Regions from separate parts of the Mus musculus genome. Here regions 1, 2 and 3 are each linked to region 4. A link is a loop called in an ENCODE intact Hi-C map of the cell type or tissue named here. Cell type or tissue: heart. All regions are shown on one strand.

Region 1 (8,000 bases), 160 kb after region 4:
TTGCCATTGGCCTGGTCACGCACAACGCTGCTCAATGTTGACACAGCATTCAGGAAACTGAGCTTGTCTAATTGGGACTGGGACAGAAGACAAAGCCAGTCTCAGGGCAGGACCTGGGACCTGCACCCCACACTTTGTCCAATCCCAACTCAAGCAGACTGTGCTACACATCTCTGGTGTCTAGGGTCTTTGTAGCCTTCTGGGACAGTAGGGCTGAGAGTCTACAAGGGAGATCCTTTAGGCAGGAGGGTGACTGCCACCCTGTCTGTGGCCAGTGAGAAGGTGACATTCAGGCGGCTTCGGGGCTAGGGCTAAGGGAAGCATCGACCTTCAGATTTTCCTACTCTGCTCCTTAGTTCCCAAAGAGTCTCAAAGCATTTCCTTACCATCTGTCCTGGTTCCATAAAATCCAGAATGAGCTGATAGGCTTCTTTCTCTGACTGGCACAATCCTGAAAGGGGATTTGGAGGTATCAGCTGGCTTTATCAGGTGGGAAGGGACAGCAGCTCTTCCCCTCCTCCTTCACTGAGAGGTGTGGCATGGGAATTTGTAGCACTTCTTATGTAAGCATGGAGGCCAACATGGAAAGCATCCAGGCATGGACTTAAGAGACACTCTGCATCAGACATGGCCACTGATACAAGAATGACTGAGAAGAGAAAGGACTTCGAGCCACTCTCAGTGTCCCACAGATTTCTGGGACTGTCCAACACTGACTTTGAGATTCTTGATTGTGAATGGACTTTGAGTCTCAAGTCAGCCTTGGGAGCCTTTCTTGTCAACTAAGGGGAGATGCATATAGCCTTAAGGGCCTGCTGCAATGAGAAGTAAAGACAGAGGCTGGGAGGGAAGGCTAGGGAAAAAGCCTGATTATGCCAAGTTGAGTCCTGAAGGGATAAGACAAATGAATGAGAGCTATAGCAATAGGGCGGGTGTGGGGGGTAATGGGCCTGAGTGCAGGCTTCTGTTGTCCCTACAGACAAAAGGTTCTAGGCAGGGTTTGAAGCCAAAGTGCAGCCCTTCCATTCACTAACCCCATGGTCTGCTGCAAATGAAACTCTTGACTCAGGTTCATCAACTGTGCAATGGCAAAGATAGACCTCCATGTGGTGATGCTCAATGAACTAATAAAGGCAGATGGGTCCTTAGTAAATTAAAATACACCCCCATCCCCAGGCCCAGTGCAGTAGTGCACATCTTTAATCCTAGCATTTGGAAGGCAGAGACAAGAGAACCAGGAGTTCAGGGTTACCCTTAGCTAATAGTGAGTCCAAGGCCAGTCTGGATTCTATAAGAAGAGCTTGTCTTTTTAAAAAGGAGGGGATTAGTTAAGAGACTGAAACAATAACCAGGAGAGACAAATGGTAGCTTTCCTGGAGGGAGGTGATAGCAGGAGGTAGTCATATCTGATATCTATGTTGATGATCAGTAGAAATAGATGATAGAGAAGATGTGAGCCTAAAAGCTACAAAGAAGTCAAGATTGTTTTAGGGTTAGGAGTGTAGCTCAGTGGTAGAGCACTTGCCTAACATGCTGAAGGCTCCAGGTTTGAGAATCTGGTACAAGTACTAAACAAAAATTAATTAGGCATAGTGGCACACACCTGTAATCCAAGCACTTGGAAGATAGAGGTAGAAGGAAGGGTCTTGGAGTCGAGGCCACCCTGAGCTATATAGTTGAGTTCTGAACCTGCCTGAGCTACATACTGAAATCATACATCAAAAAGTAAAATTAGATACAAAAGAAAAAAAATCAAATAGGTGTTGTAGCACACCCTCTCAATTCTAGTATTGTGAGGCTGCGGCAGAGAATAAGGGTAATTGTGAGGCCAGCTTGATCTACAAAGTGAACTCTGAGCCAGCCAGTGCCATAGTGCTACATAGCAAGACTCTGCCTCAAGAAAAAAGAAATTAAATTTTTGGTCTGAGAGACTAGAAGTCTTGGGTTGTCGTTTGTTGACCTGAGGGTATCTGAAGAGGGTAACAAAGCCAGGGTTCATTTGGGCCATGGGCCATGTTGATTCTGAGATGTCTACCTGGCATTAGAGTGCAGATATAAATAGGCTTTGGGTTGGGACGTGGTGGCACATTCTTGTAATCCTAACCAGGAGGTTGAGGCAGGAGAATCACAAGCTTGAGTAATTTAGCCAGACTCTGTCTAGAAGAGGAGGAGGAAGAGGAAGAGGGAAGAGGAGGAAGAGAAGGAGGAAGAGGAAGAGGAAATGAAAGAGGAGGAGGAGGGAGAGGGAAGGAGGCAAAGGCCAACAGAATAACACAGCAGGTTATCCAGCTGGCCAAGAAGTCTGACAGTCTAAGCTTAATGTTCTAGACCCATGTGGTGGAGAGACCCATCTCCTGGAAGTTGTTCTTTGACCTCCACACATATGCCATGGCATGCATGCACATTGTACATGTGTATGCACACACATGGTAAAGAAATAAAGTGAAATTAAATTTTAAAGGATTAGGGCTATAAGAACTTGGAATTTGGACACCTCTAGTCTAAAAATCAAGTGTTGGTTAAGAGGTTATTGGCCTGTAGGTAGTATGGAAAGATCTTTCCATACTACCTACAGGCTTTAAACATCTAGGGCTCCACTGAACGTCTAGTTGCCTCTAGGTGAGCTTTCAATATCTCAGACCATATCAACGCCCAGCTAAGCTCCAGGCCTCTGAGGGAGATGAGCCTGCAGAAGGAGCAGGCCTTAGAGAGTAGTTATGAAAGGGATAGCCCTTAGAGTGACATCTCTAGCAAGGGCCAGGGAGCCATTATCACTTCCAAACTGCCTCAGTAAGATTAGTGATACCCAGGCCTACAGAAAACTGCTTACCTGATAAACTTGGCTCTAACAAGACATCGTACATCGATGACCGAAATGTTACTCTGTTCAGATTTCTCTCCTCGGAGTGTAGATTCATTTGCCCACCCAGGACAGGATCCAACAGCTTGTAATGAGACCAGCAGTCAGGCCTGATGAGAGTCTGGTCTTCTTAGTGATGCAGGTTTAGTATAGGGGAAGGCTGCAGGAGGCAGCCTGACCATTTACAAGGACAGGGTTGGAGATAGCAGAACACTTGTTCAGCATGTCCTGAGGCTCTGCATTTATCCATGGCATGAGGGCAGAATAAGAAGAGAAAAGAAAAGAAAAGAAAAGAAAAGAAAAGAAAAGAAAAGAAGAAAAGAAAAGAAAAGAAGAGGGGAGGGGAGGGGAGGGGAGGGGAGGGGAGGGGAGGGGGGAAAGGGGAGGGGGAAGAAAAGAAGAGAAGAGAAGAGAAGAGAAGAGAAGAGAAAAAACAAACAAACAAACAAAACAGAACCACAAGAACTGACTGGACAGTGCCCATGCTAGGTCCTGTTTGCTAGTTTCCCATTTTATCTCCTGTTTCTGGGGAAAGTGCACAACCCCCCTTGAAGAACCCTGACTCCTTATGGGTCATGCAGGCACCAGCCAAGGATCTCCTGTGGCAATCTCAGACTCAAGCTGGCTCCCAGGGAAGTTTCTATCTGTGGTTCTGATGTCTTAAGGTCAGGTTCTGAAGCTGTTCTTAGCAGAGGGTTCTTTCCCATTCTCTAGGATGTCCCTTCTGCCATCCAGGAGGGGAGGCTAAGGACTCTAACGTGCCTGCAACTCCCAGACATGGATGCTCAGGTGTAGAGCTAGCCTATGGACTGAAACTGAAAGGAGTTATGCCCAACCAGTTCCTCACACTGGCACATTTCAAGGCTGGCTGCTTACAAGAACTTAGCTATCCCCCATTTTTTCTTAACAGCCTCCCATATCTATATATCTATAGCTATATAGATATATAGATACTTCAACCTCTTTGCCACCTAGAAAGATTATTACAACAGAACCCTCTGATCAAGCTTTACCTGGAATTGGGGGTGGGAACTGGAGAGATGGCTCAACGGTTAAAAGTGCTCACGGTAACTCCAGTTCCAGGGAAGCTGATGCCCTCATCTAGCCAAAGTGGGCACTGCACACACATGGTACGCCCATATACATTTAAAAAAAAAAACCCTAAAATGTATTTTTCTGGGCCTAACAGATGACAGATGGCTAAAACACAAAACCAAATACCTGCCTGACAAGTGTGAAACCCTGGGTTCCATCCCCAACACAGGAAAAATAAAGTTCAAACTTACCACAAAATAAGTTACATCCAAAATCAAGTCCTTACTGGCCACAGTTAATAGCTACATTGATGTTCAGGTCTGAGATAAGGATGCCCACAGCTTCTCTAGAGGCCCTGGAACTCTCTTCCCTTCCCACCCAACCCCTAGCATGGAACAACCCCCAGCCTAATAAAGCCAGGTCCTTGAAAGCCAGATTCCTACAGTCTCTAGGGCTGGCCACCAAGTGCAGCACTGGCGTCACCCCTGCATAGCCATCTGCCTGGCCCTTTGTGACCTACCTCTTCCTTGACTGTGGAGAGGGACAGGCAAAACAGAGACCCCTTTCTCTGCCTGACACAGAGCTGCTACCTCAGACTCAGGCCACAAGCTCTCCAGAAACTGTAGCCATAGCAGGCGCTCTGCTCTCAAGTCCTGAGCACCCCCTACAGGGCAGCAGAAAAAGTTGCAGCCTCCCTCCAACACCCCTCTCCTCCTACTACCCCTCCCTCTCCACCTTTTGCAAAAACACAGAAGGGGTCTTATGGAGAGCCCCTCCTTACCCAAGGAACGCCTGTTTTTCCAGCCACAAGAACAATTTCAAATAAGCCTCAAACCACTGAGCCTGGGCCATCTGAAGCCAGAGAAAAAGGGATCACAAAGCGCTGAAGTGCCTTCCAAGGTTACTCCATGGAGCTGCCATGAGGGTGCTGAAAATGGAATCTGGGCTTTCCAGATTTTAACAGTTGAGCTAAAAGTTCAGGCTCTGGAGACCTTGAGGAGCTTTGCTGGATTCCCTGTGCTCAGAGAAGCAGCTTGAGTTTCTGTCTGTCACTCTGCTTGCTCCCTAGAGTCATGACCAAACCAGGCAGCCATCTCAAGGAGCCCACTCTGTGCTTGGTCAAAACAAACAAACAAACAAAAAAAACAACTCAGCACACACACAGAATCCTTCATCCTCAGCTGGGCCAATCAGATTTTATTGAAGTATTTGGCACAAGGTTGCCCTGTAACGGAGGGCACCGCCACGGTGCAACCACACGAGATAGCTGTTAGGTAAGACCAATAAGTTAATTAATGTGAAGGATGCTCAGGTGTGGGGAGGCACTAGCACTCAGAAGTCTCTCAGCTCTGTGGCTCAGGATCTAAGGCACTTAGGGATCCAGAGAATACACTGGGTTGGGGGGGGGGCATCTATGCACTGGGGAAGGGGCTCAGAAGCCATACAATATGGCAAGTGGAGGTTGGGACTACTGTAGGGTATGGGAAGAACACCATGACAGAAATGCCTGTGCCCTGAAGGGGAGAGGAGAGTTCTGCCCAGCATCTGGGAAACAAGGGAAGAGTCCCTGTTGAGGGAGTCCCACATCCGGCCTCCAGCCTTAAGAAGCAACAGGTATCTCAGAAAGAGGGCCCAGAGCATATGGGACGTCTCAAGGGGCCCTCTATGCCACTTGTCCTACATAAGGAGACAAATGCTGTCGATTAGTCCAGCTCGACATTAGTCCAAAAGGCCAGACTCTGGGGGATAAAGCATAATCATGTTATTAAAGAATAAGACAAATCACAGATATAAATCCTCAGGTCAGGACTTCTGGGAAACACATGTAAAAAAACCGAAAGGTCTCAGCTCTGCATCATCGGCCTGCGATGAGGGGAGGGGAGATGAAAGAAGCACTTAAGGGTGAGGGGGTCCTCGACCCCAGCTCCAATAGAAAAGTCTTTTCCCGCACGAGGCAAGGCGTTCAGAAGAGTTACACTTGGCTGATAATCTCTCCGTTCTCAGGCACAAAGACTTGCACTGGGGCCCCGTCCGTCGACCTCCGGAGTACGTACACGGGGGGCACCTGTCACAGGCAGGGAGAGAGGAGAGGCGGATGAGCAAACTGGGTAGAAAGGTCAGTGCAGCAAGCTCAGCCACATCGTTCTCTTTGCTTAAAGGCACAGACCATCATCGATAGTGAAGCCCTGGTGCTCTGCTCCTGCCCTCCCCAGGAATGATGCCCCCCAGGTACCACCCCTGATCCAGGTCCTTTGGGGTATGACGGTCACCCTGACCTTCTTCTCCACCTTTCCCGGGCTCATGTCTCATCACCGTCCCTGTCTGACAGGTTGGGATGAGCCAAGCCTAGACCAAAGGCAGGTCTAAGCTCGCAGGAAGGGATAGGCACGTCAGCTAGAGGGTGTATAGCCTGGGACTGGGCCAGGGCGCTGCCCAGCCAGAGATGGCAGCTGCAACAGCCCAAAGATCAGGGGTGGGGGTGGGGAATGATGCAGCTGGGCTGCTGGGAATCTGGGGTCTCAAAGAAGCAGCTTGTTGGTAACTTCTAGAGTCTGTCCCCTGCATAGCCTTCTGAATCCGGATGAGAGAATAAAGAAAGGATTCATGCCGGCTAGCCTCAATTCCAGGATGAAGAAATGGGGCTTACAGAAACCAAGGCTGCACCCCTACCCGAAGTCAGAGTGCTCAGAATCCTTCTTACTTCCGATACAACCTAGCACGCACACACACACACACACACACACACACACACACACAGACACACACACACACACACACACAGACACCACCCTCTGGGAGCCCCCGTGATAGAGCTATTGCTGATCTAGGACTCTCATATATTGCTTTAACCATTTCAGCCTCTGATCCAACCCATGAATGAGAGAGGTCATTTACTACGCCCATCTTTTAGAGGGGGAAACAAAAGCCTAAGCGTTAAGTAACCTACAGGACCATAGAGTTAGAATCAGAACCTGGTAGTCTCTAGCTGTCAACTGTGAGACCATCTCCTTCCCAGCCTGGCGACAGTGAGTTATTTTCTATAAACCCATTTTCCAGATTCTCCCTTTGCCCCTGGGCCCTAGAGTCAGTAAATTCCAAGGGTTAATTTGGGTTGCAATTCGGTTCTGAGGAAGTTTATCTGGTTTGTGGATCATCCGTGAAGCCATTAGGGGGAATCTCTGAGCTATCTGTGAGGACAATCTCTACCAGGGCACATTGGTATGCACTCTTGCGCTAGACACTAAACACAGTAGGCACAATTAAGAGGCACCCCCAGGGAAGGCAGAAGTGCCTTCCAAAGCCAAGAGGAAATATTCTCCTCTTTTGGCCTAATTTTCCTAACTGGTGATTACTCGGCCAGTAGTTGCTGGTCTAATTTCTTCCCCCCACGGGAAGCTGTACCTGTGTCCTGGGTCCTGAGGCCCGCCCGAAGCTCTCCCTCCCAGGAGGCAGACTCCTAACACGGAACGCCCCTTGGCGGTCGAGCGAGTGGGGGCGGCTGCTCCGGAGACGTGCGCGTTCATGCCACCACTTGAGCTCCTCCGAGACTGCTGCCTTGCTGAGTCCCCGGCCCGCAGGACTGTCCTTTAGTGAGGGTGTGCGCACAATGCGGCTGTGGGAGGGTACCAGTCGCTGGTAACGCAGGGGTGCACCTTCCTCGTCATAGGCAGCACCCACGGCTGCACGACACAGCTCCCACTCGCCCGGCGGCAGGTGGCCCTCGGCCACCATCACATAGCGCCCCGTTGGGAAGTATCCAGCGGGTAGCAGAAGTTTAGAGTAATGAGGGGCCAGCTCTCTGCCACAGGCTGGGCCCCAGGCCCCACGGTGGCGAGGTGGCTCAGGGAGACAGAGGGGCCTCAGAAAGGAGATGTCTGGACTGCTGCTGCCAGGTGAGGTGGGATGGGAGATGCTGGAGACATCAGAGCCACTGTCTTCAGAGCAGGAATGGCAGGCAGGGTGTGGCAGTGGGGGCTTGCCGGGTGTGAAGCAGGAGTCTGGCACTGTCACTGTGTAATGAGTGGGGCGGCGGCGGGGAAAGGCACTGCGACCTCGGCCCTCCGCGCCTGCTCGGAAGGAGTCCACCCTGAAGAGGAAGATGGGA
Region 2 (8,000 bases), 470 kb after region 4:
TTGGATATTTGTTGTTGAATGAATGTGAAATTCACATCAAATGAAGGGTCGCTTTGGATATAGACAACAGGGAAAGAGAAGAATGTAACACGGAGGTGACTACAGGCAGATGTGGGCAAGCTTCAGGTGAAGAAGATCTGACAGCATAGGACCCTGAACATAACATGGACAAACATACATGAACATAACATGGATAAAGCCAGAGTCAGAACTGAGGGTGTGACTTAGGCTCAGCCCTAATAAAGGATATAGCCCGGGATGCTCTGAGGTAGAAATGAAAGAAAAGCAGTTTAAGAGGTTGTGTGTGTGTGTGTGTGTGTGTGTGTAAGAATGTAAGAGAGACAGACAGACGGACACAGAGACAGATAAGGACCAGAACCCACTGTTGGTATTTAAAATCCTGCTAATTCGTGTCCTTAGGCAGGCTGCTTAGCTATTGGGTCTCTTCCCTAGAAAATAAGAACAGTAATGGCCACCTGGCAGGGTTGCTGTGGTCGTCAGATGAAATCATGGTGTGAGAGAGTTGGTCCAGTTGCTGCTGTGAAATGTCTTGCCTTCTCTTCATTTCCTGGGAAGAGCACTTTGAACTTGACTTACAAGCTTCCACACAGCTTGTGGGATGCGTTCTATGAAACGAATGAAGGGTGGAGATGCCAAGTGACTGGGAAGGCACTGCTCTAGCCAGAACACTTTACTAGTGAAGCATGCTTGATCCTTACCTTGTGCTGCTGTAATGAGCAAGTGTCTTCTGAGTGGCAGGCCAAGCCAGGCATTCTAAGGGCTGCAGGGGGCGGGGCCAGAAAGAAGCAGCATTAAAGGGGAGGTCCCTGTGCCTTTGCAACTTGCGCACTGAGTGTAGGGAAGGCTGTTGTTTAAAGTAACTGGGGTGCTTTTCCTTTCTCCTCTTCTCCTTTGCACCCCCTCCCCAAGAACAGTTAAAGTTGAAAGGTCAAAGGTGTACCATTTGTTCGTCTTACTGATGTCTGCGTCTAACCCTGACTCAGGGTTAACTGCACACTTGATTTATGTCTCCTCGGTGTCAAGTCTGAGGGAGGGGGCTGAATCCTGTTCATGTTACAGCTGTCAGCTTCAGGGCTGCCTGCTTTCTGTTTCTCACAGGCACTTCAGTGGTCACTATATTATGAATTTTACTTTTAGATCCATGGGTATTTTGTCTTCATGTGTGCCTATGCATCACATATGTGCCTGCTGCTCTCAGAGATCAGAAGGGGGTGTTGGGTCCTCTGGAACTAGAGTTAGAGATGGCCGTGAGCTACCCTGTGGTGGCTAGGAATCAAACCTCTGTTCTCTGGAAGAACACCCAGTGCCCTTATCTCCTAAACAGCCTCGACTGCCCTGTTATTACTGTTATTTTTAGTGCTGGCACTGAGGGCTTAGGTCCAGCCCCTCCTACCTGCTAACTTCACCCACTGCCCCCTTTCTCTTTGCTTTAAAATCTCATATATGTGCTATATGGACCCATCTTTATTTCACAGGGATGCTGTTCGGATATTTCATCGATGGTTAAAGAGGCTCAAAACAAAGTCATGAAGATTATACAGCAGGCTGTTCAGTGTGTGGGTCAGCTAGCTGTTCTGAAAGGGAGCAAGCTCTGTGTTCTGGAAAACAGCAGCAAAGTCTCCAGTACCCAGGTAATGCACAGCATTAGTGCTGGAAAGCCTGTGAAGGAACGCCAGGGACTTCAGATAATAGCAGCGCTACACAGAATAACAAAATAAGTGCATTTCCTTTTTCAAAATAACCTGTACTTTTAATAGCTTGGCCATCTTAAATTCTTTTGGTCAAAAGTGGATAAGGCTGGGATGTACCTCTGGCAGCTTGCAGAGCAGGCGTGAGTTTGATCTCCATTGCTGTGAGTGCACATTTGTAATCCAGCCTTCGGAGGCAGACAGGAGGATCAGAAGGACAAGATCAGTTTTGGTTGTAAAGCAAACTTGAGACCAACCTAGGCTACATGAATACCGTTCTCAATCACAAGCCAACAAAAGCGGTTAAAATATGATTGGTGATTACAGATCTTTACAGTCCTTTTGGAGCCAGGCATGGTGGGATACATTTCGAGTACATTAAGGAGACAGAGCCAAGTTGATCTTTGTGAGTTCAAGGCCAGGCTGAACTACATAATGAGTTCCAGGACAGAGAAACCTTGTCTCAGAAAACAAACAAAACTCTTACTGGGGCTCAGGGTAGGGTGCTCACCTGTAACCTCAGTACCTAGGGGTTGGGGATCAGGAGATCAAGGACAACTTGTGCGACATAGTGAGACCAATCTCAAAACCTAAAGGGAAAATGTGCTTTTTATCTTTTGATGGCTGCTATAAACTGTGGAACATGGTCTTACCCCATCTATATATGAAATAGTAGTAATTATAGAATATTTATATTTGCCCACTTTGTTTATACTATGAACAATATATATTAAAATGTATTATTTCCTAGCAAATAAAGGCCTGCCTAAAATGACCATTCTTCCCAATGTGACACCTGCGGAGTACTACATTATCATTTTGTTAATTTTATTTCCTAATAGATTTTATAAAGTTAGTTATACTAACTTTAGCTGAATTTAATAAACTGAGGGTGAGTTACAGTTTCATTATCTTATAATTTTGAAGAGTATGTAAAACCAGGCAAGTGATGTGGCTCAGTGGTGAAGGTGCTGGCTGTCAGCCTGATGTCCTCAGTGCTGTTTCTCAGAGACACAGGGTGGAAGGAGAGATCCAAGTGTACAGGCTGTCCTGTGACACCTGTATGTGCGCTCGCTCTGTCTGTCTCTGTCTCTCTGTCTCCATCTTGCTCCTTCTCTTCTCTTCTCTTCTCTTCTCTTCTCTTCTCTTCTCTTCTCTTCTCTTCTCTTCTCTTCTCCTCTCTCTCTCTTTCTCTCTCTCTCTCTCTGAGTCTCCTCTGCCTCTCTGTCTCTTTCTCTCTGTGTCACACACACACACACACACACACACACACACACACACACATTTAATAAAATTTTACCTTGTGAAACCAAGCTCACAGCTAACTGAGAGACATTTTTCCTAACAGGAGTTCATGGCCGCTCTCCAGGATGGTGTAACCTCTGGGATGAAGAGTCTCTTAGACTCTGGGCTGGAGACCGCGCAAGACCTCAGGCAGGACCTCTCCAGGCAGAGTGCACGAGAGGAGGTAAGGGTGAGGAAGGATCTGGTCCTCCCGTTGCACACTTGGTCTTAAAGATGGGTCTTGGGTAAAATACTTTAAAATGTACAAGTAACAGTGCAGCGCGGTGAGTTTATATATCATGTGTTTTAGTTTGTGATGAATTCTTTTTTATTGAAGAGCGGATGGTGCCCTGTCTCTGAAGCTCCACTCCATACGGAGTGTGGCAGCGACACCTACTGTTCACTCCCTGGATGTCTTTTCCTGCCTTTCTGTTAGGTCTTTATTTTCTACCTATAAACTGTAAGCAAGCACCTACTGATCCAGTCATCTTGAACTAAATGTTTCCAGGGGCATTCGCACCAGTGATTTCACATCAAGATACAGAACTAGTGATGATGTCAGTGCCTTCTAAGGGTGCTCTGCCTCTGCAGATGACTAGCCCTGACTCATAAGCCGTGCTAGCTGTAGGCGAGATCTTCCACCCTAATCCCTCCCAACCCTCCAACACTAGATGGGAGAGGAAGGTTAGAAGAGAAGGGGATGTAGACATCTTTAGACTACTTCATGCTGATTAGAGGTGTCGGGTTCCTTGGGGCAAATCCAATCTCCGTCATCGGGATATCTCCAACCAGGAATCCAGCAATATTTATTATGTATACAGTGTTCTGTCTGCATGTGTGGCTGAAAGCCAGAGAGGGTACCAGATCTTACCATAGGTGGTTGTGAGCTACCGTGAAGTTGCTGGGAATTGAACTCAGGACCTCAGGAAGAACAGTCAGTGCTTTTATCCTCCAAGCCATCTCTCCACCCTCCATATGCCTGGTTTTTTAAAGAAACCAAAATTCTCACTACAGCTAGGAATGAGGGCTGGAGAGACTGTAGCAAGCGTTCTTGCAGAGGACCCAGGCTCAGTTCCCAACACCACACGGTGGCTCACAGCAGTCTGGCTGTAATTCCAGTATCAGGGGGTCTCATATCCTGTTCTGCCCTCTGATAGTAGCAGCCACATATGTGGTACACATATATATGTACAGGCAAAATCCCCATACATATAACACTTTAAATTTTTTAAATAAAAATAAATACTAGGAACAGTGACTGGCAGCTGCTGAATTGCTCGTCTTGCTTGAACGTGCTGCACTGTGTGAATGTGTCGCCTCCTTGCTTGCATATCTTTGTTCATCCGTTTTAAAAGAAGAACAAAACCAAAGGAGTCCACACTGTCACTAAATCAAGATCTGTGACTCCTGTGTTATTGCAGTAGACGTGTGGCTGATCAGGTTCTGTGGCAGGACCACTGTGGAGAGGGACGCGCTGGGCTGTTAGGTCATAGTCAAAGCATTGCTGACACCGAGATTGGCTATGTCGGGAGCCCCATTCATCACTAATATCTTTTATCAACTGCGTGAGTTCTGTCTGTAAAACTTCTGCTGGCAGTAAGTTCAGAGTGTGGAATCAGACAGTGATGAACGGTGGCCAGTGGCAGAGAGAAGTGCTCATGCTACTGTTAAAGCAGGGGTGCGTGTTAGCTTTGTCTCACACACACACCACATACACACACACACACCACATATACACACATACCACATACACACACACCACATATATACACGTGCCACATACACACACCACACAAATGCCACATACAAACACATGCCACACACACACATGCCACATACATACACAAATCACACATATACACACACACCACATATACCACACATACCACATACACACACACATGCCGCATACACACATACACCACACACACACACCCCATACATACACACACCACATACATACCCCCCCACACACACCTTATATACACACCACATATACCACACACACACACACACACACACCCCACATATACCATACACACCACATATACCACACACACACTCTCCACATAAATAAAAGGAACTAAAAGGATTCTTCACATAGACTCTTTCTCCTTCCTTTTGTTGTTCTATGGTCTGACATTGTAGTTTGTTACATGGTGGAATTTTATTCATTGTATTCTTTGTCCCTTTTTTCTGTCTGTCTTTCTCTCTCTCTGTGTGTGACTGTGTGCGTGGGGAGAGTGATCAGAGGTCAACCTTGGATGTTGTTCCTCTAGAACTTTCCAACTCAGTTTTTGAGACAGTATCACTCACTGATATCTCAGTTAGTCTAGACTGGCTTGCCTAGAGTCCTCTCTCTTCCCTTCTCCATGCTGAGCATGGTGGGGATTGAACTTAGGTCCTCATGGTTAAGTGGCAAGTGCTTTAGCAACTGAGCCATCTTAGCTGGATTCTTTCTGATTGTATTCTCCCAACTTAAAAGTCGGAAGAGCCTGTGGTAGGAGCTGGAGGAGTGGCTCGGCAGCTGAGGGTATTTACTGCTGTTCCCAGGATTGGGGCTGGAATCTCACTCAACACCCATGTCAGACAGCTCACCATCACCTGTAACCCCAGCTCCAAAGGATCATACATGCACACACACCACACAGCACACCCCATACACCACACACACACATACCATGTACCACACACATACACACAAGCCACACATCATACACACACACACCATACACCACACACATAAAGAATAAATACAGCTCAATGAGGGAAGTGTCCACTCACCCTCTACTCCCAATATCGCCAGCTGCTGAGTGACTATGAACCCCCATTGCTAGGCTACACCCAGGGAACTGGAAATAGCCAGGTGCCTCAGAGTAAATATGCAGAGCTGCTGGCCATCATTGAAGAGTTGGGGAAAGAGGTCAGACTGACGTATGCAGGAAGCAAGAGCGCCATGGAGAGGCTAAAACGAGGCATCATTCATGCCCAGAGCCTGGTTCGGGAGTGCTTGGCTGAAACGGAACGGAATGCCAGGTCCTATTCCCTGGTCGGTCTGAAGGCCCATCTCACTAACCCGTGGAGATGAGAAGCTTTGTGCAAAATGGCAGTCATTTTTCTACCACAGTCATTAAGCTCTGAACCCACACTCAAAAGATTGGGAGGACATTTTGCAGTAACTGACGATGTGCATTTTAAGTAGTTAGGAATGACGCAGCTCTTTTTTCTTTCCAAACATTTGAAAGATGTTTGTGAAGCCACTTCACAGCAAGCTATTGTTTGTCCCCAAATACCAGTGTCCCCTCTAGCCTCCCTTTGGATACACATCACCCCAGTTGCCGTCCTTTCCCTGAGTTCACCTGCCTCCAAGTTGAGTGCAAACCACAGCGCCTTTGCTCAGTAGCTGGCCTGCCTGTGTACAGTGTAGACCCTGCTTCATGGAGCTTCTCTGCCTAAGCGTTTGCATGACTGAGTGCTCGGAAGTCAATCTTTAAAATGCACAGAAGAAAGAGCCATTTACCCAACCTCCCAAGCACCCTGCAGATGTCCATCCTGAGGCTGTAGATCTCAGTTCTGTGTTTACTGTGAGCCCATCACAGCATCTGGAAGAAAACGACTGGAACTATTGCATCTTTGTATTTATTACTTGATGTAATAAAGCTTATTTTCATTAACAAAAAGAATAAATACAATCAGGATTGCATTATAGACTCATAGAGGGCACTGAAATTGTAATTTCAAAGCTGGGTTCATGAAATGAAGAAGTGTACTTTTTCTTCTTTCTGGGAGTCAATCTTACCACACAGATCTTGTTTGCCTGGAACTTGAAGCTTGCAGGAGAGTAGTTCTTGTGCCTCTCACTCCTGAGTGCTGGGATTAGAGGTGAGCCACCGTGGCCTACTTTTCTTCTTACTGTAACTGCAAGTCTGAGCCGACCTAGACAAGAGCTTAGTGAAGAAAGCCAATTAAACACACAGCAGCACCCCCTTGCAGAAGCTTGCCTCCACCTGAGGGGGCAGCAGTGAGCAGAGGCCCAGCCAAGGCTTCACTGTTGATTTAGTTTAAGACTTGCACCACTGTGAGAGCCAGGAGTCCCCATCTGGGTCTGATTGTCAGTGGTAAGGTGGGAAATGCCATGTGCAGCATAGATCACAACTGGGAATCACATAACATTTGTAACTTTCTCAAAGCACCTCATATTTTTTTGATAATTCAAACCCTCGCTTTCTTCTGAGAGAAGTTTCATGCCTATAAATATTTAAATAAAAGGCAAATTTTGAGATAGTTACACATCAGAATATATCCTCTCTTATATTTATATTTTATTATTAGTGTATGTGTGCGTGTGGAGACCTGTGTGTCATGTCACATATGTGGATGTCAGGAGACAGCTTTGTGGAGTCATTCACCAGGGTCAACGTTAGGTCCTCAGGCTTGTGCCGCTGAGCCCAGTTCAGCCGTGCTATATGGAAATCAATGTGTCGTTTATTCTGAAGGAATTCCACTTATATGGTTTGAAGAACCCTCGAGCTGGCTTATGAAACTTTTATCTCTTCTGGATTCTAGACCAGAGCTCCCTGTCTGGTCTCGCAGGGGCCTAAGAATTGTGTTTCCTGGTGATTGCGTGTTTACTGAAATATTTTAACATTTCTCTAGGTCACTAAGCAGATGAAAGCCAGTACTGTGGAGTGGGTCGGGTCTCTGGAAAATGCTGTCGCTGAATGGAGGACGGTAGGAGGAGCTTTGCATTGTTTTTTGTTTGTCACTGCGTTTGGTTCCTTTGTAGATATATTTATTTCCCTTGGCAGCCCCAGCTGGAGACAGCTCTGCTGTGCATGCTCACCGAGCATGCTTGTTTCCTAGTCTTTCTTTGGCAGACTTAATGCACTCGTGTAGTACTAGGTCTATGGTGGCCAGGGGCCTGCTAATGCACCCCCTGTTTCTTAGTTACTAGCCTAGGAGCTGCCAGCTTGTGCCTGACTGTAGTCACTATAGACTAAAGAACAC
Region 3 (8,000 bases), 410 kb after region 4:
GTGTGTGTGTGTGTGCATGTGTGTCTGTGTGTGTATCTATGTCGCATAAGTAGGTGCTCTGGCTTTCCGGGTACTGTGGCATTTCTCCTCAGAACTCTGGACATGTGGGTCAATGCCTGCCGAGCCTCCAGCACCCTCCTCCTCATCTGTGCTCCTCCCTTTTGTGGGGCTACCCACTCCTCTAGACTCCTGTCACTGTCCCATCCTTCTCTGTCCATTTTTGTTCATCAGTTCCGGGACCCACGCCCATCATCCCAGCTGCCTTGGATGAAACGTGGCCTGAGCTCAGTGAGAATGACTGAGGAGCCAATGCATCACGAGCAGTAAGCTATTTTGACAAGTGGTGGAGGTAGGGTTTTAGGATCAAGAAACAGGAAATGTGGATTGCTAAATACTGCTTGTCAGGTAAATGTGCTGTCTCAGTTAATTCTCCAAGTAGCTCTGTGGGCTCGGTGCTCTTATTATCCTCATTCTGTAGATGAAGAAACCGAGGCACAGAGATCCTAGGTTATGCAAGACCAAGCAGCTAGGTTATGCTAGGCTATGCAAGACCAAGTGCTGCAGCAGGAATCCAAACCCAGGAACACCCTTCAGAGTCTCCTTCTTCTTTTTCAGGAGCTTTGTAGATCCTGTTGGCCTTGGACGCTCTGTCTACCTGCTACCGATACTGGAAAGAGTTCCGCTCTTAGCGTCCACTGTGAAGAAGAGAGGCCACCCTCCCAGGTCAGAAGACAGTGCCGGATTCCCTGGAGCTAGAGTTACAGTGGGGATAGCCACCTGACCTGGTGTTGGGAACCAAACTCCAGTCCTCTGGAAACAGAGTATGCCCTTGTGAGCTCAGAGCTGAAAGCCCTCTCTTAGATGCTGAGCTATCTTTCTTTTCAGTGATCTCAGTGTTGGACAGGTAATCATCTCTCCCGTCCTCAGCATCGTTTCTACCCCTCATGCCAACCAGGCTACTCATTACACCCCATCAGTTCCTTATCTGGTCTCCTGTGTGTGTGTATGTGTGTGTGTGTGTGTGTGTGTATTTCTTACAATTTCACATAATTGTCTGCTCAGTTTTCTCAAAGCCAATGCCCATTTATAGCAGGGTAGAAGGCTGGATTTAGGAGACAACCGTCTGACTGTGAAAACTATCTCCCTCCTCAGAACTTTAAGTCACAGAGTAGAAGGCGCCCAGGAAGTGTCCCCGAGAGGGGCCAGCCCAAGCCCCAGCCCCCACCCTCATAGTAGTCCCTCAGAGAAGCAGACCCTGTCCTCTCTGGGCAGGGCTAGCCATCCCATACTAACACCTTTCACACAGCGAGAATGGAGTTCATTGTGTCCTCTGGGAGGAAGCTAAGCTGACAGATGAAGCTCTGATGAAAGTCTCAGTTGCTTTGTTCCTGGAATGGGCCAGATCACTAAAGATTTAAACAGTTTAGGAAAACGAGCGGAGCAGAGGCAAATGAAATTCTGTCTCCCAAAGAGTATGGTCACGCACTAGGGTAGACTCCATAGTACACTTCAATGGTGTTCTAATAAGTAGGATTGCAGAAAATAGTGAGGGAGCCCTAGGGCTAGATGATAATACCTTCAGAGTCTAGCTGCCTCATTTCCGTATGGAATGAGGGAGGCGATGGCTTCCCTGTAAGTGGGTACATCTCATTTAGCACCCCTGTACACTCCCAGACTTGCTACCCAGAAACAGCATTCAGCTGAGGAGAGAGCAAGAAGGGATTGCTCTGGGGCTCAGAAACACAACCTGGTGTGTCCATTGTTTGTTTGGGTGTTTGTTTATCGAGACAAGATCTCACTCTGTAGTGCAGACATGTTTCTAACTCACTGTGTAGCTCAGGGCGACTTCAAATTTCAACTCTTCCTGCCTCTGCCTGTCCAGCTGGCATTAGAGGGACGTGCCCCCGTGCCTGCCCACGATATTCTTCTACATTATCCACCCTCTTCCTGATTGCAGTACAAAAGAAGCCTTCTTTGGCTTGAGGTTCATGAAAACTGACTGCATAGAGGCCCTATCATTCTTTTTACACTTTGTCTTCACTCCTGTACAAGTTTGTCACTTGTCACCAGTGTATGTTTTGGTGTAAGGCTTTTGGATTAATTACAGGGAGAGCCCAAGGAGTTTGAGCTGAGAATATTAGGAAGTGGAGCGTCTCAGACATCCCAGACTGGCTTCAAACCCACTATCCAGCAAAGGAGGAACTTGATCTCATCTCCTCTTGCCCCCAAGTCTCAGGGCCGGGCTTACAGACAGGTGTCACCATGCCTGGTTTGGGCTGGGCCTGGGGTAATTCTGAACTTAACATTAACTTGAGCCAAGCCAGGTATCTGAGGTCTAGATATTGTAGAACTGTGGTGGTCTCTAACGTCCTGCTATTGAAGTAGCTTTAAACCACAGACAGACCTCCACCAGCTAAGGCTAGCAAACGCCTGGATAGAGGGGCAGGAGGAACAAGAGGTATGAGTCAAAGGGACCTGGAATCTGGAATTCTGCCTCCTGCCCTGCCACTGGACTCTGCTTGTCTTATGATTAGCTACATACACTGTGAACCCATGTCCCAAGATCTGGCTTTTATTTCATATGCAACAAGAGAAGGAAGACGGGGAGGAGGGAGAGGAGGAAGAGAAGGAGGAAGAGGAGGAGGAGAAAATTCATGTTGATCATGCATTGAAATGATATTGAGTTAAATTATGTTGTAGAACAACGGATGGCTTTCTTTCTTTTTCTCTTAATACAGATGCTGTGAGCTTGCAGCTCATGTTTTCCTGGACGGCCTTGTTCTACACTTTCAAAGAATGGCAACAGCATGCTCTCCTCTCGTGAACTTGCGGGGGGCAGAGGGGAGGTGGGGGAACTACACCTGGTAAGCCGAATGCTTGCTTCATTTTGAATGCTTGCTTCATTTTCGTTTGTCTGAAACGTGACCCAAACCCCTGAGGCCAGCTGTTGCTCAGTGTGGCAGTCTGAGATCAGTGAGTTCTTGTGACACTTAATAACTCCCAAGAAGCACAGCTGGGAGAGCCAGAAGGCACAGTGAAGACACCGATTCTTTGGCTGGACTATGTGAACTGAGAGAAGCCCACGCAGTTCATCTAAACCTACACCATAGCTTCTGAAGACGCTGTTCACCAGCCCAGACACAAGTGTCATCCCGTATTCATCTTTGTGTGCTGGAGGAAACAGAGAGAGCGGGAGGGCGGAGAGAACACAGAGCTCTCTGTTGCGCCCCACACTGTGCCATGGGGACTTCTTTCTTGTCTGGGTGAGTCAGAGAACTGACTATGGTCTAGATAAATAAATAAATAAATAAATAAATAAATAGACAGACAGACAAATAAATAAACCTCTGTAAATGGGAAAACGCTTATGGGTGGATGCAGAGCTATTCGCCAAGCTGGAAATGTGAAAAAACATCCTGTTTTCCCCTCTGCAAAAGCTGACACGATGCCCAATTCTTGCCATGCAGGTGGCTTCGTGCTTGGCAGCTGTCCTTTTATAACCACTAGTGGGAGGAGAAATTACTGGACAGAATCCCTTTCACGCTGTTTCCTAAATGAGAAAACAGACATGAACATACAATTCAAACCCCATGATTATAAACACAATAAAGTGTGTGTCATTGCACATGCTTTCTGACATTTGAGACAAGGAGTTTTACCAGTAAAGAAATTAGATCACAAACTATTGAAGGGACAGCTGAATGGTTCACACACATTTTATGACCTTACTGAAGTCATTGGAGGTTTCCTTCTGCATCTGTTGGCCAGGAAAGTGACTCAAGGTATGTCCCTTCGTCACTGGAGATAGCAAATGGTGTCACTCCTCATGGTCAGCAGCATCTTCAACAGAACATCTGACGCGGTCCTGGGCATGCTTGAAAGGCATGTGAGGAAGATGTCTGCTGAAAGCTCTCAGCTGGTCCCTAGAAACAGTTGCTCTGGGGTGAGAGGTGGCTCAGCGGGTAAAGACACTTGCAGCCCTGCAAGGTGGTGCTGGCTGGGTTCCCCGGGTTCAAGGACAGATCTGATTCCACAAAGTTGTCCTTTGATCTCCACACACACGTGGAGGCACATGCCCCACCACCATGCACAGAAACGTGCACAAAGAAGAAAAAATTACAAAACAACAACAACAACAACAACAAAACCAAGTGTTCTTCCTACATGAACTCATGGGAAGACTCAGATGTTACCCACTAAGCCTTGGGGCTAACCATACTTACTAACTGGCTGGATGGCGATGGTGGCGCGTGCCTTTAGCCTCAGCACTCAGGAGGTATGAGCAGGTGGGTCCCTGAGTTTGAGGCCAGCCTGGTCTACAGAGCAAGCCCCAAGACAAGCAAGTTGGTCTTGAAAACAAACCATCGGTCAAACAAACAACAACAAAGGGAGGTGTTGGGGCAGGGGAAATGGTGGTTGGGGTGGAATATATAAGAGTAGGATAAATTTTAAAAAATACATATACATCCTTCTGATGATCCCTAAAATAAAATGAGCATGATTCAAAGAGCAAAAGAGCATTCATTCTGTAACACTTACTAATCCCTGAGTTCTTTTGTTTATGTCTTAAACAGGATTACTGCTGAACATAATTGCTTCTTTTAAAATCACTGAGAGTCCTGCTAAATGACTTAGATTGCCTCGCTAAGAAATCACCCCTGAACTCACAAAGGCCTCATTAAACTGGGTGTGGTGGGCTTGTAATTCCAACATCAGGGAAGCTGAGACAGGTGAATTTTGCCACTAGTTCAGACCAGCCTGGACCACAGAATGAGAAAATAAAAACAAAACAAAGCCTTCGTCCACCAGACCAGGTCAAAAAGGATAAGTGTGTTTTGGCAAACAGTTCGAAACAGCCACGCCACTAGAAAACGCATCTAACAGTTTTCAACACATCCTTACGTACATCCTTTGCCACAGGAACCTGAGATCCAGAGTGTCCGTGAAGACATCTGTTCCAGGCAGGGATGAGGAGTACAGAAAATGGCATTTGGTGTCCTCGTTAAGAAGTTTAAGGTAAGAGGGCTGGTGAGATGGCTCAGCGGTTAAGAGCACTGACTGCTCTTCCAGAGGTCCTGAGTTCAAATCCCAGCAACCACACGGTGGCTCACAACCATCTGTAATGAGATCTGATGCCTTCTTCTAGAGCGTCTGATGTCAGCTACAGTGTACTTATGTATAATAAAAAAGAAAGAAAGAAAGAAAGAAAGAAAGAAAGAAAGAAAGAAAGAAAGAAAGAAAGTGAGAGGTTTAAGGTACCAGGTGAGCTATTTGTGTAGCTACTCAGCCTCTTGCATCCGTAGGACAATGTTACCAAATCCACCTCCCTCACTCGGCTGCAGGGTGACTTTTGGCAATGCACCAGGAAGGACTCAATCCTTACTAATATGGTCATGAATCCACACATGGGTTTCTTGGTGAAGGAACTGTAGTAAGAAGGCTCACTGTAGACCGGGCCTCATTCTGCAGCCCAGGCTGGTCAGAACTTGTAGCAATTCCCCCCTGTCTCGGCTTCCCAAATGTTGGCATTGCAAGCGTGTACCGCCGCACCCAGTTTAATGAGGTCTTTGTAAGTTCAGCAGTGATTTCTTAATGAGGCAATCTAAGTCATTTAGCAGGACTCTCAGTGATTTTAAAAGAAGCAATTAGGCAGTAATCCTGTTTAATACTGCTAAGGTCCCACCAGAAGCTGCGGTGGTCTTCGACGCCTTCCCTTTGACCATAGGACTTTAAGAGTGTAACCGGTTATCCAAGGGCACCTTCCGTGACAGACTCAAAAGGATACCTACAAAGCAAGGAAATGCTTCTGGCACTTTAATAATTAAAAAAATGTGCCTGGGCTCAGTGGCCCAGTCCACAATCCCAGCACTCAGGAGGCCGAGGCAGAAAGATCTTGAGTTATGAATCAGCATGGGAAACAGTGAGTTCAAGGCCGGTTTAAGCAGCATAGTGAGACCCTGTTTCAAAAAGGCAAGGCCTGTCGATGTAGCTTTGGGGTAGAGCCCGTGGATGGCATGAGCAACGACTTGGATTTGATCTCCAGCTCTGAAAACAAAACTGTGGAATGGACTCAATTATGACAGATTTTTTTCTTAATAAACCAAGGCAAGCTCCTAAGCGGTTTTGCCACTAGGCTCCATGGTTTCTTTCAGTTTGGCGCCCTCTAGTGGAACTTTTGAAAAATTACTTCCTTTTATTTGGGGGATCTGTGCAGATTATTTGGGATCCGTTTTTTGTTTTTTGGGTTTTTTTTCTTTTTTGTCCACTTGGTTGAGATAGGGTAGGGCTAAATCAGGCTGGCCTTGAACTTTACAGAAATTTCCCGCATCTATTTCCAGAGTTCTGGGATTATGGGGGTGCTCCACCATGCCTGTTTGTCAGCCCAGTTCCTAAAACTTATCTGGTCTGAGCGGAAGTCTTTGCAGAAGTAGGGTGAGTATGTCTGCTACCTGAAAACCAAGAAGCACATTCAGATGTCGTACTCAGAGCACCGTGCCATTTCCAAGTGGCTGAAATAAAATGTAAGTTGAGTGTCAAGGGCAGTTGTATTGGAAGAAATGGGGTAGGGTGGGGTGGGGTGGGGGGGAATCATGGGCCTGCCTAGTTTTATTTACCCTGTAAATAATGGAATTTGTATTAGTTAGATTGGGGAGCATATATATGCATGTGTGTATGTAAAGAAAATGTACATAAGATGCTTTTGAAAATCAGATATGTAGCTGGCTGTGGTGGTGCACAGTTTAATCCCAGCACTTGCGGGGGGGGGGGGGACAGAGACAAGAGGATCTCTGTGAGTTCAAGGCTAGCCTGGTCTACTAAGTGAGTTCAGGACAATCAGGATTAGTTACGTTGGGAAACCCTATCTCAAAAAGAAGAAGGAGAAGAAGGAGAAAGAGAAAGAGGAGGAGGAGGAGGAGAAGGAGAAGGACGAGGAGAAGGAGAAGGAGAAGGAGAAGGAGAAGGAGAAGGAGAAGGAGAAGGAGAAGGAGAAGGAGAAGGAGAAGGAGAAGGAGAAGAAGAAGAAGAAGAAGAAGAAGAAGAAGAAGAAGAAGAAGAAGAAGAAGAAGAAGAAGAAGAAGAAGAAAAGCAGACATGGACAGGGAATAGGTTGTTGAGGACTCGATACAGATCTTCCTGTCATGAGAGATCCCGGTCCCTTCCACCAGTTTTTCAACCCCAGGGTGTGGCCTTTATCAGCCACCGTATCCTCCTATCCAAATGGATGTCTACGTGAGCAATTTAAACTCAATTCTTCTAGGAAAAAAAGAACAACAAACACAAAAAAAACCTTCAAAGCTGTCTTCCTCTTGGAGCCGGAGTCCTCTGCGTAGGAAGCCAGAACCTGAGGGAGATCATTCAGAAACAACAGAGGAAAAGCTCTGAAAGCCGCAGAGGAAATCACAGAGAGATCACCACAGTGGGCAGATTTGACCGGAGCTAGCAGTACAGCTCTGGAGACATTAATGGGGTGCATCTTCAGTTTGGTAGAGCAGAACCCCGACAATGCTGAGGTTCTCACCCCTTTCCCCTCACTGACAGGATCGTGGTGGATCAAAGTTAGCTGTCCCTGATATGACAGAAAATAGAGAAGGTGCCTTAGTGAGGGTTTCACTGCTGTGAAGAGACACCGTGACCAAGGCAACTCCTCTGAAGGAAAACTTTTCATTGGGGCTGGCTGACAGTTCAGAGGTTCAGTCCATTATCATCATGGTGGGAATGGCATGGTGGTACGCAGGCAGACATGGTGCTGGAAGGGTAGCTGAGGGTTTTACAACTGCATTGGCAGGCAGCAGGAAGAGCAGGTGGGACACATTGGGCCTAGCATGGGCATCTGAGACTTCAAAGCCCGCCTCCAGTGACACACTTCCTCCAACACCACCACACCTACTCCAACAAGGCCACAACTCCTGATGGTGCCGCCCCTGTGGGCCTATGGGAACCATTTTCTTTCAAACCACCACAGAAGGCTTTCCAGAAACTTGAAGAGAGCAGTGTCTCGC
Region 4 (8,000 bases):
ATGCACTCCATGCACAACAAAACACAGGTAATTGCACATATATGTGCAATGAAAGTTTATGTGATGTGTATATTTAACAAACTCAAGGTAAACATAGTGGAGTGACAGAAATCCACTCAGCTTCTTCCTGGCTGGTCCTGGGACCTTCAGTCTCCAAGACAACACAGGGTCAGGGCCTTCAAAAATACTTGCAATTTTTCTCCTCACCACACTATGGCGCTGTGGACAGCCATTTCTACCAGGGAGCCCAAGGGCAGGTTCTCTGATCCTCATAGATTTACAAGTTGGGAAAGGGACCACTGCTTCTGTTTATTTGTTTGTTTGTTTGATTGGTTGTTGGTGGTGGTGGTGGTGTGGGTGTGTGCTTCTAAACTCGGACAAAGGATTTTCTCATCATGGTTTCAGGGGTGAGATCATAATGTTTAGCTCCAAAAGGAACTCCATGCCCCACCACTAACAAGACACCTTTCCCGGGGTGACCAGGGTGACCTCTGTCGGCATACCCTAAATGCGCGATAACTTTAATCTGCAGTGGGGTCTCCCTCCAGCAGGAGCTCAGATTTATTAAGCTCCACTGCCTGGACATTCAAGCCTTTCTGATCCCCTGATCAGGTGGCACAGTCACCAAGAGAACTGCCACAGAAGAGGAGGAAGTTGGGCAGGATTGATTAGCATTTATTAGGTCACGATTCCTCACCACAAGGTCTAGGACAAGTGACTTAACCTTAATGTGTCTGTGTTTTCTCGCCTGCAAAACTAGATAATATTAACTACCTCGCAAGAGTGGTGTGAGAGCTTGAGAAGGTTTAGAGAACATCACTTAGAACACATCATGACGGATAACAGCTAAAATTATCATTATTTCACGGCAAGTCTGCGGACTGGAGTGGGCTTCTGTTTGAGTCACCTTTCTGAATAGTTACATACCAAAAAAAAAAAAAACCCCAAAAAACAAAAAAAAATGCTAATGCATGCACTATTTATTTTAAAAATAAGTTCTCATGTTGAATCAATCATGAGAAATTGTGTTCCTAAAATTGTCATTAATACAAATAAACTTCTGCCCTCTGTCAGATCAAATATAAGCAATCAAGTCTCTATTTCAAAAAGTTAAAGACACAGAACAATCCTGGCAAGTATCTTGAACAATCTTTATGTGCCCAGCATGGTGTGAGGGACTTTAGCTTTAAAAGAAAAAGCTTTAGCCCTGCCCACTGGGATTCACGTCCTGAGTAAATTCTCAGATACTCAACCTGGACAGCACAGGCTGGGGCCTGGGAGCCCCACCAGGAGAGCTAGAATCTTGCCAAAGCTGACTCTTATTATATGTCAAAACTACCATTGGTGGGAGGCTCTAGAGGTCAGCTACAAAGAGCGGGAAGATAAGAATTTTAGTCCTGATGATTCATACGTCAGCTTCCACCTTCTAGCAAGTGTGAGACTCTGAGACTTTGGATCCTTGTTGGTTTGTTGCGGGAGGGTATAGAGGACACTCAAAAATCTGAGGTTGCCACCGGCTTCTCAGGCAGGGAGAGGACTGGCTCTTTTCTGCCAGATAGACAAGGCTGAACCACAGCCAAGACCTCGGGATGCCCCCACTCTCTCAATGCAGGTCGACTACTCACCCATCAGTAAACTCTGAGCATCGTCCTCAAAGAGTAGAACGAAGAACAGAGCTACGAGCACTCCAAGGACACTTACGAACACTGTGAACACACACGGGGACAGGGAGCAGGGCCAGAGAGGCAGGGCATAGTGCTCAAATCTGATATGCACAGCTGATGAGCTCTGGCAGCACTTAAACTCAACACAGACCAATTATTTCCTAAATAACAGTTTTCTAAAACCAGGGAATGGCTACGTGTAATTATGCCCCACCCTGGCAAACCCAGTTTTTGGCCTAATCCTCTTTCTTGGTTATTCAGACAGGATTTATGAAGCATCTATTACATACTAGGGACATGGCTCAGCTTGGCCAGGTACAGAGTGAGTTCCAGGACAGTGAAGGTTACACAGAGAAATCCTGTCTCCAAAAGCCAAAGGGGAAAGAAAAAGATAGAAAAAAGAAAAGAAAAGAAAAGAAAAAAAGAAGACACCTTGTAAGGTGCCATAGAGGAGAAAGCCAAGAGGGTTTGAGACCCATATGTCCTCCTGGACCCATGTGACCTGGGACAGGGAAGGGGAAGGTGACAACAGTCTGCGGGGCAGGAAGCTTTGAAATAGCTAACCCCCAGGGCTTTGTAATCAGGGTTATCTTTCATTCACCAGAGAGGGGCTTGGGCTAACTTGAGATAGTTGCTCCAACTCCTCCTGCTAGTTCGATTAGCTCCGTTAAACAATGGTATTACAGTTAAATGTGTCTCTGTATGGATATGTGCAGGTGGACACAGTGCTCTTGGAAGCAAAGGGACTCTGATCCTCTATAGTGAGTGTTACAGGCAGTTGTGAGCTCCTGGCTGCTGGAAACCCAGTCCTCTGTAAAAAGCAGTACCTGCTTTTAATCACAAAGCCATCTCTCTAAACCCCCTGTCCCAGTAGACTGTCTCAAGTTTTAGTTGTCAGGCCCTGGAAGGTAGCCTTGAGGAGATGATCTGAATTCTCAGAGGAAATGATATTAATGGCTGCCGTTATCTGCCAGGCCAAGTACCGGGTGCTTTGGAATGTGTTTGTACTCTTTTGGTTCTCATCTTAGGAACTATAAAGGATGTTTTCTGTCTCTCCAAATATGGAATTCTGACTCTAAGATGTATGTCACTTGACTATTGAGGAGTGAACCCTAGATTTGAGCTCAGACCAACAGTTCTCCAAATCCCCGCCCTCTTTCCTCTTGATTGTTTCTGGAGATAGGAGTACCACAAAGGCCTTTCCTTAGTGATATGTTCACTTTTCTCTACTTTTAGCAAAGTTCTGGGAACTCTTCTGCTGAGCTGACGGGCTCTCCGCCTCTGCCCACATCCCCCGCAGATCCGGGATCCTGCAAAAAGATCCAGTGAGGAACAAGAATTGGGCGCTGGGGGAATCTGGTCATGGAGGCTCGCAGCTAGAGCCAGGGGCAGTGCTGGCGGCCTTGGACTGCAGGAAGAGGCAAGACTCTCAGTCCAGGAGGACCAGGCAGGGAAGAGGGAGAAAGTGCTCAGATTGCTCAACACATGTCACCGCAGGCGCGACCACAGCAGATACCTGCTGTGCCTCTGCTAGCTGCTGCACTTGTCCAGAGCTATGACTCACATTAAGGAGTCCAAGCCAACCCAAAAAGGCAAAATGAAGCCTTAGCAACTCGCAGCACCCCAGAGTGCTAGCAATGTGACTTGTCCCCTTTGTCAGGACCACACAGAGCCCGTGCAGAGGCCTTTCAGAGGGCCTCACTCTGGGTCCAGCTCCACGAGGCACAATGAACAGTAACTTCTGCCGAGCTCTGGTGGACCGTGGGCCCCCGGGGGGCATGCAGCTAGGTGTCGTGGCCCCTGCTGGACAGACGCCGCTGGCAGCCACCGAACCCTTGAGCAACGTACCCTTTCTATTGTACCCCGGCCACTCCGAGCCGCCTTACTACGACGCCTACACTGGGGTGTTCCCCTACGTGCCCTTTCCCGGCGCCTTCGGGGTTTACGACTACCCGTTCGAGCCTGCCTTCATCCAGAAGCGCAACGAGCGAGAGCGGCAGCGCGTCAAGTGCGTGAATGAGGGCTACGCGCGCCTCCGCGGCCACCTCCCCGGCGCCCTGACTGAGAAGCGGCTCAGCAAGGTGGAGACACTGCGCGCCGCCATCCGCTACATCAAGTACCTGCAGGAGCTGTTGAGCGCCACCCCCGACGGCGCGCCACCTCCCGCCACCTCCCCGCCGCCCGCCCACACGGGCCACAGCAACGTGCCGCAGCCCTCTTCCTTGGTGGCCGAGTCCAGTGGATCCCCCTTTTCCTCGTCGCCTTTTTTGGAGTCGGAGGAACCCAGCCTTTGATCTGGCCAGAGGCCTGGACTTGCCCCTCTAGGGAACAGCTTTGGGGGCTTCTGGGTCATCTGTGCGGGACAAAGAACAGTGGTGTTCGAGGTCTGTGATCCCACCTCCACCCACTTGAGCCAGATGTGAGGGCCTGGGGTAGAGATGGCGAGATACGGATCCCAGGAGCTGATGTCTGCGGTGAGGAGCAGAGCCCTGGACAGCTCCTGGACCAGCCTCAGCGAAGCTCTGCTGTCCACCACACCAAGTCCCCTGGAAGTCAGCCACACTTTCTGTTATGCCTGAACCTTCCACAAGATGGCCTCAAATACTAGCGAGGAGCTTGATGGCCTCTAAAGAGCAGGAATTCTGAGGGAGGGACGAGGGAAGTGAAGACAGGCAGCTGCTTGCATTCAGCACCCTGGAGCTGACAGACTTAGGGGAAGTGTGTGTGTGTGTGTGTGTGTGTGTGTGTGTGTGTGTGTGTGTGAGAGAGAGAGAGAGAGAGAGAGAGAGAGAGAGAGAGAGAGAGAGAGAGAGAGAGAGAGGGAGGGAGAGGTCGCTGGTGCCCATTGGCTTCCTTGACAGCGAGTGATCACCTCCCCTCTCCCACCCTTCAGTCTCTTCTGGACTTAACGCCTCCCCCACCCCAAGACTTGTAAGCTTCTAGGGTCCACTGACATTGTGTTTACATCAAGGACTAAATAAAAAGGGATTGTTGAATTTTGTGATTCCTGAATTATTGTCTATGCCCACCCTCCACCTTGCAATGTTTGCTAGCTGGTGCAGTCACCTAACATTTCCAGAGAGATTAGTGTGTATGCTGAGACTGAATATGGGAGAGGCCAGGGTTCTAGGGAGAAAGCACACAGACATTGTCTAGTGAGGGATTGGAGGACCAGGGGCCCTGTGAGAGCAGTGCACATTCAAGGTTGCCTGGAGCCTTTCCCTCTGGTAGGAGAGGGGCTCCATATTTGCCAGAAGAAGGCATTGGGGGCGGCAAGTGTGAGAGGGTCCTGGGCAGATCCTGACAGACACTGAGACTGGTGTGAGTGGAGCTATGCTGAGCTAGGCCACCACCCAACACATTCTCTGGACAGAGCCACGGAGTTGGGGTGGGGAGAAACTTAATCTCCATCTAAGGAACCTGTTTGGAGTTTGTGGCTCTACTCCACGGGTTCCTCTCCCTGACCCTCATTGCCCCAGCTGTGAAGCCTTCCTGTCTCCCACTGCCCCTACCCCGTCTCAAGCCTGGATATAATAAGTCACCCCTTTACACCCAGCCCTTGCCTCCTCGGGGGCAGATGGGGATGTCACCGGCTGGACTGGAAGGAATGACAGCTGCCTGGCCGCAGGAGCCTGGGCTGGGCAGCAGGGGCTAATTTTACTCGCTGGGAGCAGAGAGAGTAATCCTCCCGCCCCCACGCCCGACCCGTCTGCCTGCCTCAGCAGGATAGGCTCAGTCAGGTCCAGTCCCCAAGGTGGGGGCACTGGGGACACAGGGAGGAGAGGGCAGTGGGCTGGGGGAAGAGAGGGGTGTCAGGGAAAGCCATGGAGCCGCCCTCACCCCAGGACGAGGGCCTGAGGAAGAAGCAGCCGAAGAAACCTGTTCCTGAGATTCTGCCGAGGCCCCCGCGGGCCTTGTTCTGCCTGACTCTACAGAACCCCCTGAGGAAGGCCTGCATCAGCATCGTGGAATGGAAGTATCCTTTCTAGCACCTGAGCGAGATGGAGCAGGGAGTGGGTGGGAGGCAGAGGTGGAAGGTACGGGGTGGTCACAAAGCTTGGACTTTTAGCATCAGGGTGACCCAGGCTCTTGGGAAAGGGGTGAACCTACACCTAGACCAGCAAAAGGAACCTTTGCGAAAGCAGGAAGGGAGGTCTCCGCCACAATGGAAAGGGGCTTCTCGGAGCCTGAGGACAACTCTCGGGTCATAGGGGAGAGCCACTGAGCTATTGAGCATCTTGTGGAGGGCCTGTGTTCTTAGGAGTCTTTCTAAGTGTGTTCAGGTCTCTGTCATCATGGGGGTACCACCCAAGATTTTGAATAAGATGAAGGACGGAGCAGCTCCTGAGGAAATCCTCCACAGAGGGAGAGTGGAAAACGATTGACAGTCCAGGGACAACTTCCACTGGCTAGAGTCCCAGTTACAAATGGAACTGGAGAAGTGGATTCGAGGGGAGGCCTGCTCTTATTGGCTCCTGGATGCTGGCGAGCAAACTTGGATGTTTTAGCTCAGAAGTAGTACCCTGGGGGACAGGGACCTCAATCTCTCTCTAGGTTTGTTCTGGAAATAACAATGATAATATCTGGGCTATTTGGGGGGAGTAAGGAGGGGCTGCAGAGAGGAGGCCCGTGTTGAGTGGGTTCTGAGAGAGTCAGGAATATTTGAAATATTTTTGACGTGCTCTGGAGGAATGGGATTCCATCAGCTGTTCCTTGGGAAAATGGAGAATGAGGAGTAGCTGGAAGGATACGGGAGCCATGGAGAGACAGCGGGTCTGGAGTCGAGTCTGATCCGCATTGCTACACTCTGCCAGGCCACATCACGTCCAGCCCCCTTCCTCCTTGCCCTCTCTGGTGAGAGCAGCTTCCCCTGGCAGGGCATCCCTTTTCTTGAGCCCACTCTCTTACAGATCTATTCTGTGCTACTCCCCCCCTCATCCCCCATCTCTCTTCAAAAGCTGAAGCTTCTGGGATGAAAACAGGATTTTATCCAAATCTGTCTACATAGCGTGCCTTTCGCTCCCCACCCCGCCTATGCACCAAGGACTCTGCCTGGCTTTCCCTCCTCACATTTGCTTTCTAAATGACCAGCCAGTCAGGAAGGGTGGCACCCAGAGTGCCCTCATGAATTAGCTGCTGGAGGGGGGGAGTATGGGGGGGAGGTGTCCTGGGAGTGCAAGCCTGCACACATGAGTGTGTACACATAGTTCTGGGGCGTACGGGGGGAGGGTGTCCTGGGAGTGCAAGCCTGCACACATGAGTGTGTACACATAGTTCTGAAAATCTGGTTTTCCTCCCATTTCCCCCTCTCCCGATCCTACTCAGCCTGAACATAATCAAACTCCAACCCTACCCCCGAGCCACTTTGGGGTACAAGCCCCCCGCCACATGACTCTCTCTTAGCATTATAGTGACTATTCAGACTGGCCTTTAGGAATTTCATGCCCTCAACCCCACAGATCCCACAGATGGCTCCAGGGCTCTCCTTAACCCTGGTTGCAGACCCTTCGAGACCATCATCTTGCTCACCATCTTTGCCAACTGTGTGGCCCTGGCAGTGTACCTGCCCATGCCAGAGGATGACAACAACACTCTGAACCTCGGCCTGGTAAGCAAGCCTTCCCACCCTTCCTCTCAAGCTCTGCAGCTCCAGCCTGGGAGTCACTTGGTTTCTGTGGGAGATGCTGCTACCGTGGCTCCCTCACAGCGTAGACTGGCGTCCTCACTGCTGAGCTACTGAGTGGCCCCGAAGCTTCCCAGACTAAACGTGTTCAGCCCAATTCCATGATAGCTGTCAGACAATATTCACAGTGCCAAGCACCCAACAGGTGCAAACTCATGGCGCTTTCCCAAGAACTCTCAGAAGTGGTACCAAGACAGATGTGGAAGGCTGGGCCTCAGCAAGGTGAACCAGGGGTGCTGAGCATGAACCTCCTTCCCTGGATAGACTCCAGAAGGTTGCCTACACTGAGCTGCTAGGGGCATATGATATAGAAATCTGTAGAAAGGGCATTACAGGGCTACAGTGCCACTCTCTGCTGCCCCTTCACCAGCAACACAGCAAATTCTGCAGTGAGTGGTTTTCATCTTTGAATCATTGAATCTTTACAGTGATCTCTATGGTATAATATTAGTCTAAAAAATAGATAATAAATGAGATAGATAGATGAATAGATAGATGGATGGATAGATATAGGTAGATAGATAGATAGATAGATAGATAGATAAAAATAAAACAAAACCCTGGAATCTAGGTACATCATGCAGGGTAGCACCCATATAAGCTTCCAACAGGGCCTCATACCCTGGTCTTCCTGTCCAGGCCTCATACCCTGG

What was found. Peaks named below come from ENCODE experiments on the same cell type or tissue, not always from the same donor. Only the 100,000 strongest peaks of a DNase experiment are listed, where the experiment ranks them.
Region 1: it touches region 4 in a loop (4-fold over the local background); 7 of 42 quality-filtered maps call a loop at or near these places.
Region 2: a loop joins it to region 4, with 3 times the contacts of the local background. A loop is called at or near these places in 6 of 42 quality-filtered maps.
Region 3: it touches region 4 in a loop (5-fold over the local background); 14 of 42 quality-filtered maps call a loop at or near these places.

What each region holds. Positions count from the first base shown.
Region 1 is chr1:136,208,459-136,216,458 of GRCm38, forward strand. It overlaps Mroh3 (maestro heat-like repeat family member 3), which reads right to left and starts at 4,362. Exons shown (of 23, transcript NM_001329610.2): 1 at 4,147-4,362; 2 at 2,831-2,945; 3 at 387-451; 4 at 1-77. The coding sequence starts at 2,918. It overlaps Inava (innate immunity activator), which reads right to left. Exons shown (of 10, transcript NM_028872.3): 9 at 7,298-7,982; 10 at 5,064-5,960. The coding sequence ends at 5,868. In heart, a CTCF peak has its summit at 4,558 (motif pointing left); no DNase peak of the experiment used is centred here.
Region 2 is chr1:136,518,133-136,526,132 of GRCm38, forward strand. It overlaps Kif14 (kinesin family member 14), which reads left to right. Exons shown (of 29, transcript NM_001287179.2): 25 at 1,497-1,652; 26 at 3,058-3,177; 27 at 7,650-7,724. It also overlaps the pseudogene Gm29485. Among named protein-coding and RNA genes, the nearest start is that of Kif14, 54 kb to the left of the region's middle. In heart, a CTCF peak has its summit at 3,389 (motif pointing left); a DNase peak (open chromatin) is centred at 7,009.
Region 3 is chr1:136,452,938-136,460,937 of GRCm38, forward strand. It overlaps a transcript of Ddx59 not described here. Among named protein-coding and RNA genes, the nearest start is that of Kif14, 11 kb to the right of the region's middle. In heart, no CTCF peak of the experiment used is centred here; no DNase peak of the experiment used is centred here; H3K27me3 peaks cover 797 bases.
Region 4 is chr1:136,047,413-136,055,412 of GRCm38, forward strand. It overlaps Ascl5 (achaete-scute family bHLH transcription factor 5), which reads left to right and starts at 3,392. Exons shown (of 1, transcript NM_001270609.1): 1 at 3,392-3,958. The coding sequence starts at 3,392. The coding sequence ends at 3,958. Cacna1s (calcium channel, voltage-dependent, L type, alpha 1S subunit) reads left to right here and starts at 5,399. Exons shown (of 44, transcript NM_001081023.2): 1 at 5,399-5,640; 2 at 7,167-7,272. The coding sequence starts at 5,489. In heart, CTCF peaks have their summits at 201 and 4,247 (motif pointing right); a DNase peak (open chromatin) is centred at 4,229; H3K4me3 peaks cover 888 bases; H3K27ac peaks cover 1,204 bases; H3K27me3 peaks cover 5,985 bases.